Linked DNA regions of Homo sapiens: region 2 is linked to region 1. A link is an interaction called in ENCODE POLR2A ChIA-PET data of the cell type or tissue named here. Cell type or tissue: K562. All regions are shown on one strand. Each heading gives the region's core, and the rest is flanking DNA. Links, peaks and the distances in the headings are about the cores only. Region 1 holds the start of FOXN4 (forkhead box N4). Region 2 overlaps MYO1H (myosin IH).

What was found. Peaks named below come from ENCODE experiments on the same cell type or tissue, not always from the same donor. Only the 100,000 strongest peaks of a DNase experiment are listed, where the experiment ranks them.
Region 2: POLR2A ChIA-PET joins it to region 1 with 6 read pairs; 5 of 35 experiments call an interaction of 5 or more read pairs at or near these places.

What each region holds. Positions count from the first base shown.
Region 1 is chr12:109,309,254-109,317,378 of GRCh38, forward strand. It overlaps FOXN4 (forkhead box N4), which reads right to left and starts at 31. Exons shown (of 10, transcript NM_213596.3): 1 at 1-31. It also overlaps a transcript of MYO1H not described here. RefSeq lists a silencer at 3,247-3,447. In K562, for the core only: no CTCF peak of the experiment used is centred there; a DNase peak (open chromatin) is centred at 1,298; H3K4me3 peaks cover 724 bases; H3K27me3 peaks cover 1,847 bases.
Region 2 is chr12:109,367,428-109,375,552 of GRCh38, forward strand. All of the region lies in intron 1 of MYO1H (myosin IH), which reads left to right. Among named protein-coding and RNA genes, the nearest start is that of LINC01486, 12 kb to the left of the region's middle. In K562, for the core only: no CTCF peak of the experiment used is centred there; no DNase peak of the experiment used is centred there; H3K27me3 peaks cover 332 bases.

The DNA of each region.
Region 1 (8,125 bases), core at 1-2,500:
TCCCTCTCTGGAGCTGTCCAGCTCAGAGCATGCGCAGTAGCCGTGCGGGGGGCTTTTCCCCAAGGGTCAGTTACAGGGCAGGGTCAAGGGGATTGCAGCGGGCGTTTCCCAGCAGCCGCGAGCCTTGCACGCCCCGGGGTTCTGGGGGGGGGGTGTGTGTGAGGGGGGCGGGGCGGAGGAGTGCAGGGGTAGGGACCCCTCTTCAAACTTTGCCAACAGTGACAACAACTGCATGCCCGAGAGCATGCGTTGAGGAGCAGTGGGAGGGTGATTTCGGCCAAGGGAATTAAGTTGCAAAAGGAGGCTGGGTGCATTAAAACTTGCAATCCCGCCTGGGGCAAAGGACGTGGGCGGGCGGAGAGATCTGTTGCAACCCCCTCTCTCCCCCAAAGTGGAGGACGGGCCGGGAGGCAGAGACGGGGCCCCAGGTGGACGCGGATTCGGTCCACCTGTCCCTTTAAGAAAGTTGCGCCCGCGCGGGCTGGCGCGCAGCGGGAGGGGGCTGCGGAGCGGGGCGCGGGGCGCCTCCACCTGCTGGGGCCGCGAGGGGGGGCCCGGGCCCAGCGCGGCGGCGAGGCGAGGAGGGCTCCCCGGGACTGCGCGCTGCGCCCCCCTGTCCCGCGAGGAGGGTGAGCCCGCCCGGAGCGAGTGCGGCGGGGCTCGGCGGCCCCGGCAGCCGCGACGACGGCGACGGCGGTGGCGGTGGCGGTGGCGGCGGCGGCGGAGGCGGAGGCTGCGGCGTTCGGGGTACGGCGCCGCGAGCCCAGCGCAGCCGTTGGGGGCAGTGGCCCGCGTGTGCAACCGCGCTCCCTCCCTTCCCCGCCGCCCGGCCCGCGCCGCCGCTGCCCCGCCCCGCCTGGAGCCAGCCGCGGGAAAGGTGGCGCGGACCGCGGACGGCGGCGGGGCCCAGAGCGGGCAGAGGTCTCCACAGGCCCCTTAGGAGGCTTGGATGAGTTTGGTCCCCTGGAAAGTTTGCGTTTCTGGCGCCCTAACTCTCAAGCCTCCGTTGCAGTAATTGCCACGGCAGCAACGATATTAGGCACGGCTACCCCCATTCTTTCGTTACTTATTGACGCCTGCTTCTGGGTTCTTCTTCGCATCAGCCCTTGATGACATAGCATGGTCCTCCTTTTGCATGGGGGGAACCCAAAGCCCCGAGCGGCAGTGAGTGGGTCGGCGGCGCACGGGCAGAGCGCGGGCTCCCGCACCTCCCCAGCTCGCGTACTGCACGTGGACCTCTGCGCCGCCCCCACCGAGTGAGGCTCAGGCACCCGAAGCGTCTGGAGTTGTTTTGAGGCTGTCCTCGCGTTATCTACTTCGCAGCAGGCAGGGGACCAGTGTCCCCGCACCTGTGACTGTTTTTTTTTTTTTAAACCCAGTGTTTAAGTTCAGGAAGAACTCAGGGCTCCCCTGGACTGGGTGTGCCTGGATTTCAAGTTCTATTCAGGTGGGCTGTGACCTTGGCACTGGTCCATGTCCTCACAAATGGTTTTCTGGTAGCACCTGGACGTCCTTCCTCCTTTCTTCTCTGCCAGGAGTAAATAGATCAGCTTTCATTCTCTAGGGAGGAAAAAGATGTAGTTTACAGATGTTAGTTGAGGTCACAGTCATGAAACTTTCTCAGTTTTCATCTCCCGCGACCAGCATGTATTTAAAATGTGTGTTTTGACCGGTTAGGAAAGTGGTTTACATAGTTTATGTTGCTTTGAATGTCCCTGAATGACATATAATTAATTCACCAGTAAAGTTGTAAGCATTCAAAGCATTTGGGTTTATTTCTGTTAATCCTTCTTGGAGTTGTAAGGAAACGTGGGTGACTTGACAACCTCCTTGTGAGGTCACAGTCATTTTCATTAAGGTGTAATTTTATATCTTCAGAATGGTTTGGAAAGAAATTGTCTCTTCTGAAAGCTGATGGATTCAGTAAAGTTTTTAAAATAAAAGGCATCCAGTCTGTGAGTTCTGTAGACTCATGAAATATGGAAAAGAAAAGCAAGAATCCTTCACTAAAAGACAGCCCCTCCCACTAAAAAGGAGTGGGGTGGGAGGTTGAGGGTGTTGGGGAGGCCATTTAATTAAAAAATTGAGATTTTTGAGTTCACTGCTTCAGGCCTGGTTGGTAAAAATATTGCCACTAAAACACCTACTGCTACAAAACCCAGGGAACTTAACAAAAACACTGCTTTCGCTTTGTTAGATCAATCTGTTTTTCCCTTATATAAATACATGGCATTTTTCAATTGTAGTAGGTCACCTGGGGTGAAATCAGAACCATAAAATGCAAGGCTTAGGAATCTTTATTTTTTAATAAGTGCCTCAGGTGATTTTATGGTCAAGCAAATGAGGACACCTGTACTAGGTGATGCTTTCACTGAGCTAAAGGCGGCCAATACCCACCTTTTTTGTTTTGTTTTGTTTAAATGAAAGAATGTGAAATTCACCTGCGTCCATAGCTTCATTACACATTATCATTTGCTCCGGTGTAGGGAGAGGATCCCAGGCCTTATATTGGTCCTGATTTCTTCAGATTCCCTATTAGCACGATTTCTACGAGGCCCAACACAAACCCAGTTTACCAGACCTCCGATTATACAAGAAATCTTGCAGAAGAAAGAAAAAGCAATAGGTATGTGGCTTTGGCTTTCCTTTCCAGTTCTATGCAGTGGAAAATGCTCTAATCTGCGTCTTGGTTGCTTAGGTTTGATAGTTAAGCAGTGTAGTTATCTGCCTGATCTGTTATCTGCATGGTCTGTTCAAAGCTAAGATGCCCATGGCTATGTAAGAAATATTTGTTCATGATGCTGATAAGCTTATAAATCAACTCAGTCATAACTGGGAACACCAGTTCCTCACATGCAATGTGTAGAAACAGTGTTTGTACTGAAGGATTAAGAGTATTAACTCACTTGGCAAGCTGAAAGCAGGTTTTATTTGATCAAGAAGTTCAGTTTTTTTTTTTGTTTGTTTGTTTGTTTTTGAGATGGAGTCTCGCTCTGTCATCTAGGCTGGAGTGCAGTGGCATGATCTCGGCTGACTGCAAGCACCACCTCCCGGGTTCACGCCATTCTCCTGCCTCAGCCTCCCGAGTAGCTGGGACTACAGGCGCCTGCCACCACGCCCAGCTAATTTTTTGTTTTGTTTTGTTTTGTTTTGTTTTGTTTTAAGTAGAGACGGGGTTTCACTGTGTTAGCCAAGATGGTCTCAATCTCCTGACCTCGTGATCTGCCCGCCTCAGTCTCCCAAAGTGCTGGGATTACAGGCGTGAGTCACCACGGCCCGGCCTAGAAGTTCAGTTTTATTATCAGGTCATGACCGTTTCTTCTCCTTTTTCCCAAGTCCTTGGCTTTTGCTTTGCTTATTGGTCTAGTTTTCCAATGGTGAGGAGGAAAAGGGAGTGAGGTCTGGAATATGTGATTTGTAGTAATGATCAGGTCTCTTTCTTTGACCCTGACCGCTGGCTTGGTCTAGTGAACTGCAGGGCATGTCTATGAAGCAGAAATACCAAGGTTTTTTTTGTTTGTTTTTTGTTTTGTTTTGTTTTTTTTTTTTTTAACTTGAACCATTAAATTAGAACCCTCCAGGGCCATGGCACCCTGGGCTGTGTCTGGCACATAGTACCCTGGAGATTTATAGGCACTTTTTTCCCTTGCTTTGTCAATTCCTAAAAGCTAGGTGATATTTTCTTATAAGAAAGTTCTCAATGGAGGCTGGGTGTGGTGGCTCAGGGCTGTAATCCCTGCACTTTGGGAGGCCGAGGCGGGTGGATGCTTGAGCTCAGGAGTTCGAGACCAGCCTGAGCAACATGGTGAGACTTTGTCTCTACAAAAAAAATAAACAAAAAATTAGCCAGGCATGGTGGTGCATGCTTGTAGTCCCAGCTACTTGGGAGGCTGAGATGGAAGGATTGCTTTGAGCCCCTGGAGGTTGAGGCTGCAGTGAGTTAAGATTGCACTACTGCACTCCAGCCTGGGCAACAGAGTGAGAACCTGTCTCAAAAAAACAAACCAAAAAAAACCCCACAAGTTCTCACAGGAGAGTTTATCCAGTGCCCCCTCTCCAAGGTGCATGCCAGTAATTTCGAATTCTGGTTTCCTAAGATGTACAGTTCCGTGGCACTGTGGAGCCGCCATTTAATGTCCAACAACAACTTCAGAAGATGGGAGCACAGATTATTTTTTTCCCCTTTAGGAGACCATGAAAATACACTGGTCATTGATCTCCGCTGCTGTTAGCATGACTGATATGTGTATGATCATTCTTTGGGAGTGCGATTGCAGAAGAAATGCTTATTGTTGTCATATGTCTTATTTAATAAGAGGATGCTAAACCCTTGGATGTTTCCGGGAAGGGAATGCTCTAATGTCTTTGCACATTTGTGATATCATCCTACAACCTCAGCCCAGATCCAGGTTCATCACTGTTCTGTTCTACTTCCCAGAAAAGTGGACATAGCAGCTAACAAAATCAAGCCTGTTATGGACTATGATCCACAAATGTGCACTGGGCAAGTTGCAAGAGCATTTTTTTTTTAATTCTTTTCCATCCTTTTATAATAACCTCATTTAATTTTGTGATGGTTTTAGTCAATATGTCCAGGCATTCCTTTATGAAAAGTGTTTTCTTTGGAGTTTTTTGTTTCTCGTTTTTTTAGACGGAGTTTCGCTCTTTTTCCCCAGTCTGGAGTGCAGTGGTGGGATCTTGGCTCAATGCAACCTCTGCCTCCCCGGTTCAAGTGATTCTTCTGCCTCAGGCTCCTGAGTAGCTGGGATTACAGGCGCGCACCACCATGCCTGGCTAATTTTTGTATTTTTAGTAGACACGGGGTTTTACCATATTGCCTAGACTGGTCTAGAACTCCTGACTTCAAGTGGTCTGCTCGCCTTGACCTCCCAAAATGCTGGGATTACAGGCGTGAGCCACCATACCTGGCCTTTTTTACTTTTTTTCTTTTTTCTTTGTCTTTTTTTTTTTTTTAAGCTTTTTAAAAAAAAAAATCTGGGCTGTCTCTTGGCTGGTATTACTGAATATCTATCTCCATTGTTATGCTGCTCATTGATACTCACCAGGCCCTGGAAAATTCTGAGCTACCTTCTGAATCATCAAAGACATAACAAATTGGCATCATTTTAACCTTAAGCATGTTTTATTGTTGGCTAGTGAATAATCCATGATATATTAACACAGTGATTCCATATGAATTAGAATATTTGCTCAAAACCACCCATTCCCTGCTGCTAGCAGGCTCTTTCAATAGGGTGACAGCCCTCTAGGAAAAGGGCTTCATGATGGCTCCGCTGTGAGGCAGACCAGGTTCAAGTCTCAAAGCTGTCCCTCCCCTAGTCCCCCTGGCTGAGTGTTTCTGGACAAGTTATTCCCTGCATCCTCACTTCCCCATCTCTCAAAAAGGAATACCACCACTCATCTTTCAGGGCTCTGAGAGGCTTAAAGACAGCACCTGATGCTAGAAGGTGCTCAACAGGCAACAGCTATGTTTCCAGGTGATTGTTTCTAAAGGCGCTTCTCCTTGTTCTGTAGCTACATGGGCCCAGAAAAAGTAAAGAATAATCAAGTTGGCTGGGCTCACACCTGTAATCCCAGCACTTTGGGAGACTGAGGTCAGCAGATCACTTGAGCCCAGGAATTCGAGACCAGCTTGGGCCACATGGTAAAACCCCATCTCTACAAAAAAAATACAAAAATTAGCCAGCTGTGGTGACGTGTGTCTGTAGTTCCAGCTACTCAGGAGGCTGAGGTAGGAGGATCGCTTGAGCCCGGAAGGCAGAGGCTGCAGTGAGCCATGATCGTGCCACTGCATTCCAGCCTGGGCTACAAACCAAGACCCTGTCTCAAAAATAAAATAAAAAATATTCAGGGCCCTTGTCTTCTGCCCTGAATCCATTACCTCACCCAATTTAAGATCTTGCCTTCATTTTCCATCAGGAAATTCCATTCACCAATCACCAATCAAGGAAAAGCTGTCTTGCCTCTGAATTCTATAGCTGATTGAATTTGGCCACTTTGTGTATCTCTTTTAGTGTTATTTTCTCATATCGTGCAGGATTATTGCTCTAGCCATTGGACCTATGTTATAGGTGCATTTATATATAATTCCATATCTAATCTGGGTCTACATTATTAGACTGGGACTATTACTCTATTCTGTATTCTATTTTCTTTGTATGTGATTTTCTATTTTTTCAAATCAGGGATCCTGAGCCAGGGATCTACAGGCCACATTCAGCCACAGACAGGCTTTGTTTGGCTCACAGGTTTTCTTTTAAAATTTTTGAATTAGATGCTAGAATTTTTAAATTCTACACGTTGGGGTTTTTTCTTTAAAAATCGAAAAGTTGGCCACACTAGGCCCACGATCCCTCAAGATAGCTATCAGCTGGGACCAAGTGCAGCTTGCCTCCTGTTACAGGGCTGGTCCCAGGGTTTTCAGTATGCCCCAGACCCTACCAGTCCTTATCACCCAATCCCAAGACTTGGGCCTTTGCCATTTTTCTTGGAACATGTCTTTCTTTGGTCTTATAATACAGTGAAGACAAAAATAAAATATCTTCTGTGTCTGTGTTGCTATCAAAATTTCAAAAATTGTCAGTAGCTAATACAAAGAATGAGTTATCCTCTCAAACAGCTTACTCTGCCCAACGAGGTGCTAAGTTCTATACATCTCGTTCTGACTTCCTGATGATGCTGTGAGGTGGGTGTTTGGTGCTTTTGCTTTCTTTAGGTTTGATTTCAAATAAGTATATTCTTCTTTGTAATATATTTTGAAATTCATGGTAACTCTTGATTAGAATAATATCTTTTATGGAATAAACTAAGACAAAAATAAGAGTGTTACATGAAAATGCATAATTCCTCTGCATGCTTCAAGCCACCTCTTTTTTATGTCACAGATTGATTTGGGTGGGTGGGGGGGAGCTCTTCCTTTGTCCACAAAAGGGCCTTTTTAAATAGTTCATTGCTCAACTGAGAATCCAAACTTGTACTTTTCACTGCAAACAGCTTTATCCTGCAAACACCCAGCAACCGTGAGTGGTTTTAAAGAACTGCTTAGAGAACTTTCTTTCAGTCTTACTACTATTGTGTGTTCGGATCATGCTCCCCAGTAACAAAAAGCAGCGTGTTCACTCACCAACAGCCCATTCCCAAGATTCTAGATGGGGCCTTTCCCATCTCTTCCCATTTGTGTCTGAAGTGAGGTGAACGTGAAACCAGGGCGTATAAACTTGTTCCAATATAGCACTCCCCAGATACTTGCCTCATAACAATCCTGGCTGTTTGTTTTAGAAATGGTAATGTATCATTGTAACAAATTATACTTAAAAATCATTTAGTGTGAAATTGCAGATTAATCCCATAGGGATGGGGTATTAACAATCCCCCAGCCTTTTGGAGCATACAGATGGTGAATCTAGGGTTTACAATAGGAACAATCGCTGATTACATGCATGGGTGTAACGGACAAAAAGACCCCCACAACTTGGGCCTGGAGAATACGGTGGAGGTCCTAGCGCCTGACTTGTTTGGGACCCTCGGGTCCCTAAGAATGTGTTTCATCATCTTGCATATGTGAAATTCTGCAGTCTGTTCTGTGAGCTTTGAAACCTACCAAGTGCATATATAGAAATGTTCTTTCAGTGTGCTTAGCTTTTGTGCTTAGATTCCATTTGAATTTGTTTAAAGAGCAACTGCACAGTGGAGGAGGCAGTGAGGGTTTGGTAGATGTGCTTTGCTGATAGTTCATTATCAAAACCATACCTGCAGATTCACTAATCATCAGGAAGGAAGTTGTCATGCATTGCATGAGCTGGGATGTGTTGATTGCCTCAAAAATTAATCTGCCCTTGAGATGAAAAGGACTGACTCTGAAATACAATTCTCCTGATTTTGAAACTGTCACTTGCCTGACTCACTGTAAACTCCATGACATGCTTGATGTTGAGAATGAAAATGGCACACTTATACGCACAATCTTGAATGCAGATCACTTTACAGTAGTGGCCAGCCAGTATGTGCTGGAGACTGAAATAACCAAGTAATAAGTCTGTTTCTATTTAAATAATTTAATTTTTTAGAGAAACAGTGTCTCATTACCCAATTGTTCACTAAAAAT
Region 2 (8,125 bases), core at 2,356-4,855, 61 kb after region 1:
TAAAAGACCCATAACACAAGTACTAAAGAGATTTGGGGGAAAACTGCATTTTCATACCCAGTTTGTGGAAGGGGAAGTTGCGGCAATCTTTTATATTTATTTATTATTCATGTATTTATTTATTTATTTATTTACTTATTTCGAGACAGAGTCTTGCTCTGTCGTCCAGGCTGGAGTACAATGACACTATCTCGGCTCACTGCAAGCTCCACCTCCCAGGTTCACCCCATTCTCCTGCCTCAGCCTCCTGAGTAGCTAGGACTACAGGCGCCCGCCACCACACCCGGCTAATTTTTTTGTATTTTTAGTAGAGACAGGGTTTCACCGTGTTAGCCAGGATGGTCTCGATCTCCTGACCTCATGATCCGCTCGCCTCCGCCTCCCAAAGTGCTGGGATTACAGGCGTGAGCTACCATGCCTGGCCTATTTTTAAATTAGTTTTTAAAGACAAGGTCTCGCTTTGTCACCCAGGCTGGAGTGCAGTGGCACAATCATGGCTCACTGCAACCTCAAACTTCTGGGCTCATATGATGCTCCCGCTTCAGCCTCCTGAGTTGCTGGGACTACAGGTGTTGCACCACCACTCATGGCCAGCAGCAATCTTTTTGATGAATATTTGCTAAGTAAGCTCTCCAAATTGTCTTGACCTAGCAATTCCTCCTCTGCAAGTATCTCCTACTGGTTCTCTCAAAGAAAAGGCCAAATTATAAGCAGGAAGATGCCCATTACAAGATGGTTTGTGACATGCAAAACTAAAAACAAAGTTAGTTTATAGGACTGTCCGCTCCTCAAGGACAGGAATATCTTTCTGGCTTGTTCACTGAAATATCCCAAGCAAGTGCCTAAAGCAGGGCTTGAGATGTAAAAAGAGCTCAATAGATGTTTGGCAGATAATTGAAGGTAATAAACAATGGGACAACTTACAGTCATTAAAAAGAATAAGATAGGCTGGGCACGGTGGCTCATGCCTGTAATCCCAGCACTTTGGGAGGCCGAGGCAGGCGGATCACCTGAGGTCAGGAGTTTGAGACCATCCTGGGCAACGTGGTGAAACCCAACCTCTACTAAAAATATAAAAATTAGCCAGGTGCAGTGGCACACACCTTTAATCCCAGCTACTCGGGAGGCTGAGGCAGGAGAATTGCTTGAACCCGAGAGGTGGAGGTTGCAGTGAGCTGAGATCAGCCTGGGCAACAAAGCAAGACTCCATCTTAAAAAAAAAAAAAAAAAAAAGGGTTCTTGCTGATAGGAAAAGATGTTAAGGATATATTGGGGTTTTTCCAACTTTTATTTTAGATTCAGGGGTACACGTGCAGGTTTGTTACCTGGGTTTATTGTGTGATGCTCAGTACCCAATAGTTAGTTTTTCAACCCTTTCCCCCTCTCTTCCTTCCCCCTCCAGCAGTCCTCAGTTTCTGTTGTTGCCATCTTCATGTCCATGAGTACCCAGCGTTTAGCTCCCACTTGTGAGAACATGCCATAATTGGTTTTCTCTTCCTGCATTAATTAACTTAGGGTAATGGCCGGTAGCTGCATCCATGTTGCTGCAAAGGACATGATTTCTTTCTTTTTTTTTTGAGACTGAGTTTCACTGTTGTCACCCAGGCTGGAGTGTAGTGGTGTGATCTCGGCTCACTGCAAATTCTGCCTCCTGGGTTCAAGCAATTCTCCTGCCTCAGCCTCCCGAGTAGCTGGGATTACAGGCATGTGCCACCACACCTGGCTAATTTTTGTACTTTTACTAGAGACAGGGTTTCACCATGTTGGCCAGGTTAGTCTCAAACTCCTGACCTCAGGTGATCCAAATGAGCCACGATGCCTGGCTCATTCTTTTCATGGCTGCACAGTATTCCATGGTGTATATGTACCAAATTTTCTCTATCCAAGAGAATATATTGCTAAGGAAGAAAAAAGCAAAATACAGCATGCTGCATCTTATGTGATTTTGTCTGGATAAATACAAAAACCAAATGATATCGAGGCATAAATTTTCAGGAAGGATGCACAAGGAAGAGTGGTAAACCTCTGGGGAGAGACTGAGGTTCAAAGAGATGAGAGTGGCTTTTGCTTTTCAGACTGTTTGACGCTTAAAAATTGGATGGGTATTAATGATAATATTTAAAAATCTCTCTCTCACACACACCCCCATAGACATGCATGTACATGTGTGCCATGTTACAGGACATATGGCCAGATATCATGGGAACCAAGAAGTTACCAGGTTGTAAGAGTCTGTGTCTGTCTTTCTATCTCTGGGATTGCAAATTGATGTCTTTGCCTATGCATTGGCCAGTATGGTCAGCAGCATAGGTCGTCATAACCCTGTAATTCACTTCTCCATGACAAAATGAGTTAAGCCTCATAGGCTCCCCTGTATTAGTCCATTTTCATGCTGCTGATAAAGACATACCTCAGTTGGGGTAATTTATAATTATAAAGAAAAAGAGGTTTAACGGACTCACAGTTCCACATGGCTTGGGAGGCCTCACAATCATGACAGAAGGCGAAAGGCACGTCTTACATGGCAGCAGAAAATAGAGAACTTGTACAGGGAAACTCCCTTTTATAAAACTATCAGATCTTGTGAGACTTGTTCACTGTCATGAGAACAGCACAGGGAAGACCCGCCCCCGTGATTCAATTACCTCCCACCATGTCCCTCCCATGACACATGGGAATTGTGGGAGCTACAACTCAAGATGAGATTTGGGTGGGGACACAGCCAAACCATATCACTCCCTAACCCAGATTCCCAGGCCCATTTCTGTCTTGCCAATGTAGGTCTATTCCCCTCCCTGGCTGAAGCCAGGGTAGTGCCATGCCCTTGTCTACATGCGACCAGCTCAGCTCACCCCTTCAACAGGACTGAGCAGGGGAAGGATTGTCTTGGAAGAGGATGTAGGTGGGAAGGTAGTTCCTGTCATCTCTATCATGCCAAGGTCCAAAGGAGGCAGTGACATTGGTCAAAGTCACATGTCTACCCAGCAGTGGGATGAGGCTGAAATTCTGATCCCTTCCACAGCCTCCCCCATCACTTAGCTTCCCTGTTTATACTTTCACAAAGAGGAAAATACCATCTGGCTATGGAGTTGTTGTGGGTAATACATGAGACAGAGATTTGTAAACTGCCCAGTTACCGGGCTCTGTGCACAGTAAAAACTCAATAAATAGAAAGGGCTACTACCCATTTTAATATTACATTTTATTGGCAGGGAGGTACATTTGGGTAAATCAATGTTGATTTTCCTTCTTTAACCTGTGCTCGCTCTCAGACCAGTGGCTTTAGTTAGAATGCTTCCTCTTTGAATTCTCTAGATTATTTCAAATCTATACATGGCACTGAATTTATTCACTCATTTGACAAATCTGCTGAGCACCAATTATGTGGCAAGACTTGAGCTAGAAGCTGGGGACACACAATGAAAAAGACTTACCCCTGAGAGGCTTCTAGAAGGGCTCAGCCTAAGATCAAGGAATCAAGTAATTAGAATCACTGTCAGCTGCAGTTATTAGGATAATGGCAGTTTCATAACTGTAACTTGTACAAAATGCTATAAAGAAATAGGGTGAAGAGATAATAATAGAGGAATTTGCTTATTTTATAAATGTTTCAAATACAAGTTACAAAATTTAGAAAGAGCTAACAGGTATATATAACAAAGCTTAAGCCTTCTTTTCCAGAAGCAACTACGGTTTTCAATTCCTTGGGCATGCTTTTAGGGAGATGTTGTGACTTTATAAGCATCTATGTGTACACACGTACATTGGTTTTCTTTTTTTTCTTTCTTTTTTTTTTTTTTTTTTTTGAAATAGGGTCTCACTCTGCTACCCAGGCTGGAGTACAGTGGTGCAGTTATGACTCACTGCAGCCTCTACCTCCCCGGGCTCAGATGATCTTCCTACCTTGGCCTCCTAAGTAGCTGGGACTTCAGGTGTGTGCCATCGCACCTGGCTCATTTTTGTATTTTTCTGTAGAGATGGGGTTTGGCCATGTTGCCCAGGCTGGTCTCAAACTCCTGAGCTAAAGCAATCTGCCTGCCTACGCCTTCCAAAGCTCTGGGATTACAGGTGTGAGCCACCATGCCCAGCCTTGTTTTTCTTACAAATGGTAGCATTCTATTTAGGAGATTCTATAGCTCTATGGTCTTTCATTGGATGCATGAACCATAATTTAATTTACCTGTTTCCTATTGATGGATATTGAGGTTGCTTATTATTTTGTTCACATGAGAGCATATCTAGAGGATAAATATCTACAAATGAAATTATTGTGTCAAAGAATATATGCCTAATTTTTGAAATATACTTTCAAATTACATTTCATAAAGATTCTATAATATATACACCTTCTCACTTGTAATAGATGCTAGTAATTCCTTTCCACACTTACTGAGAGTATGTTCTCAAACTTAGCTATCAGAGTGCCAAAAATGAAAATCGTATCTCAGTATATTTGAATAGCATTTTTCTTTTGAGTGAAATGGAGTATCTTCTACATATATTTAAAAGACAAAGTTGTATTTTCTGTGAATTGTTGTTTACATCCTTCATTTTTGGTGTATTTGTGTGGGGTGTTGGACTTTTATTGATTTATGGAAGCTTTTTGTATATTAAGAAAACTAATGATTTATCTGAGCTATAAATTGTAAATATTTTTCCTAGAATTGATTTGTCTTTTAACTCTGCTTATAATGTTTTTTTCTAGGGAGAAATATTTTCTACGTAGTTGAATGAACAGTCTGTTCTTTTGTGGATTCTGGTTGTTTTTAGTCATACTTAGGCATGTCTTGCTTCATTCATATTTTCTTGTACTTTCCTTTCATTATTTTATTTTTTAGTGTTTAAATCTTTGATCCTTCCAGAATTGTTTTGGTGTAAAATATGACATAGATGTCCAGCCTTCCTTTTATAGAACTATCCAGTGTTTCCAACATTAATTTTGAAAATTAGGTTGATAAATGTATAATTTACATTCAGTAAAATTCACACTTTTTAGATGACATTTCTCTGAGTTTTTACAATTGCATAATGCCATTTATTGAATAACTCATTTTCTTACCATGAATTTGAAATACTACCTTGACTATTTAATAAATCCACCTGTATGTTTGGGATAAGTTCTATTCTTTCCATTTAGCAATATTGAATTGCTTGTCAATTCATGTTCAAGGTTATGTTATTGAATTTATGTCTTAATTAAAGACATATGTCATCATGTCTTAATTTATGTCTTAACATTGAATTTATGTCTTAATATCTGCTAAGGCTGGTACCTTCTCATTAATCTTTTTGTTTCTTTCAGAAATTTCCTGGATATTCTTACTTATTTTTCTATATGAGCTTTAGACTCAATTTGTTTAGCATGCAATAAATCTTGGCAGTATTTTAAATGGGACTTTATTTTATAGTTGAACTTAGGTAAATTAATAACTATATGATATTGAATCTCCCTATCCAAGAACATAGTATATCTTTCCATTTGTTTGAATTTTTTGTGTGTTCCTCAAGAGTGTGTTAAAATTATTTTTATAGAAATCTGGCACATTTGGTGATAAACTTATTCTATATTTTATCTCTTTAGTCAATATCTTAAGGGGAGTTATTTCTACCATTGCATATTCTAACTAATAATTATTTGGTTACATTAGAGCTATTGATTTTTGTTTATTAACTTTGTATATGGCCTGAATTTACATATCATATATAATGTTTGGATTTTCCTTGGAAATAGTAATCAGCAGATGCTTTTCTTCTCCAATGTTTCTATTTTGATTTCCTCCTCTTATCTAATTGCATTGGCCAGTACTTCGAATTAGGACGATAAAGAAAACTTACGTCTTTTTCTTGATTTTAAGAGGCATGCTTTTATGTTTATTAAGTATGGTGCTAGCTTTTGAGACATAGCTGTATTTTTATAATGTTAAATAAGTGTCTACTGTTTTTGTAATTATCAAGAATGTAATATAATTATAATTATCAAGAATGAAAATTGAGTTGATCAAATGCTTTTTTAAAACTTAGATGTATAATTTTTCACATGATCTATTGATTTGGTAAATCTATTATTAATAGGTTTTCTAATATTGTATTCTTAGAATAATCTATTTTATTACTAGATTTTCTGATATAACATTCCTGGAATAAATCCCATTTGGTCATGTTTTACTATTTCTTTATGTTTTGTTGAATTCAACTTGCTAATCACTTATTGAGGAATTTGGTTTTGATATTCCTAAGATGAGCTTGGTCTAGTTACTTTTATATTTTTATTACAAAATATCACACACAGAAGAGTATATATAAATATGTATAACTTAAAGAATAACAAACACTCATATGCCTCCACCCAGTGAAAGATACAAAACCCACCCTTGGTTTTCTTTGTTGTTTTACCACCTGTAAAAGTATTCTCTAGCCAGAGTGGTGGCACATACCTGTAATCCCAGCTACTCGGGAGGCTGAGGCAGGAGAATCACTTGAACCTGGGAGGTGGAGGCTGCAGTGAGCTGAGATCACACCACTGCACTCCAGCCTGGGCGACAGAGTGAGACTCTGTCTCAAAGAAAGCAATAGATTGCTTAATTTTGCTTATTTGGGGCCCTTGTTATAATAGAATTAAACTACATATACTCTTATGTGACTGGCTTTCTTTGAACAATGCTGTTCTTTGAGATTGAACCACGTTGATCAGCACGTGATGGATTCACTTCCGCAGTTGTACACAGCATGACTGAATTAAACATTTTTGTTGAATCTATCCTGAATTGGCCTGTTTTTCCATTTCTATAAGTCATCTTTTGTGTCCTTCTGGAGTGTGTTAAAAAGAATATGGATTCTGGAGTCAGGCTGTTTAGTGTCCATCTCAGTTGACATGTACTAGCTATGTGGCAAGTTATTTAACCCCTCTGTGTCTCAGTTTCCCCGTCTGTAAAATGGGAGCTAAAATACCTACTACCTCATAGGGTTATTGAAAGGTTTCAAATGAATTCATATATAAGAAGCACTTGGGGCAGTGCCTGGCATACTGTAAGTTCTATATAATTGTTTGTGGTATGACTATACCACTGTGCAATCATAATAGTAACATATTCTTTTATTGGTGGAAGTTGAGTGTGTTTCTTGTTTTGGAGTTGTTATAAATAACGCTGCCATGTACCTTCCTATGCTTGTCCCCCACAGCACATAAACAAGAGGAATTAAGTGGCTTGGTCAGAGGATATGTGTCTTCAGCTTTTCTGGGCTATACTAAATTGTTTTCCAAAGTAATTGTACCAATTTACATTCCCATCCATATAGTATAAGAGTTTCTCTTGCTCTACATCCTTCCCAGCTTGTCTTGTTAGGCTTTAAAATTTTTGTCAGTTTGGTAAGTATAAAATTATATTCCGGTGCATATTAATTTGCACATTTCATATTTGTATTGGCCATTTGATTTTTTTTTTTTCGAGACGAAGTCTGGCTCTGTTGCCCAGGCTGGAGTGTAGTGGCATGATCTCGGCTCACTGCAACCTCCACCTCCTGGGTTCAAGCAATTCTCCTTACTCAGCCTCCTGAGTAGCTGGGATTACACGTGCCTGCCACTGTGCCCAGTGAATTTTTGTATTTTTAGTAGAGACGGGGTTTCGCCATGTTGGCCAGGCTGGTCTCAAACTCCTGACCTAAGGTGATCCACCTGCCTTGGCCTCCCAAAGTGCTGGGATTACAGGCGTAAGCCACCATGCCCGGCGGATTTTTTTTTTTTTTTTGACAAGGTCTGGCTCTATTGCCCAGGCTGGAGTGCAGTGGCACAATCTTGGCTCACTGCAGCCTCCACCTCCCAGGCTCAAGCCACCCTCCCACCTCAGCCTCCTGAGTTGCTGGGGCTACAGGCGTGTACCACCACATGCAGCTAATTTTCATATTTTTTGTAGAGATGGGGTTTTGCCATGTTGCCCACACTGGTCTCAAACTCATGGCCTCAAGCGATCTGCCCACCTCGGCCTCCCAAAATGTTAAGATTACAGGTGGGAGCCACCACACCCGGCCAGCCATTCAATTTTATATAAAATGCCTGTTTGCCACCATCCTATTTTTAGATTGAACTGTTTGATTTTTCTTATTCATTTCTAGATCCTTTTTATGTATT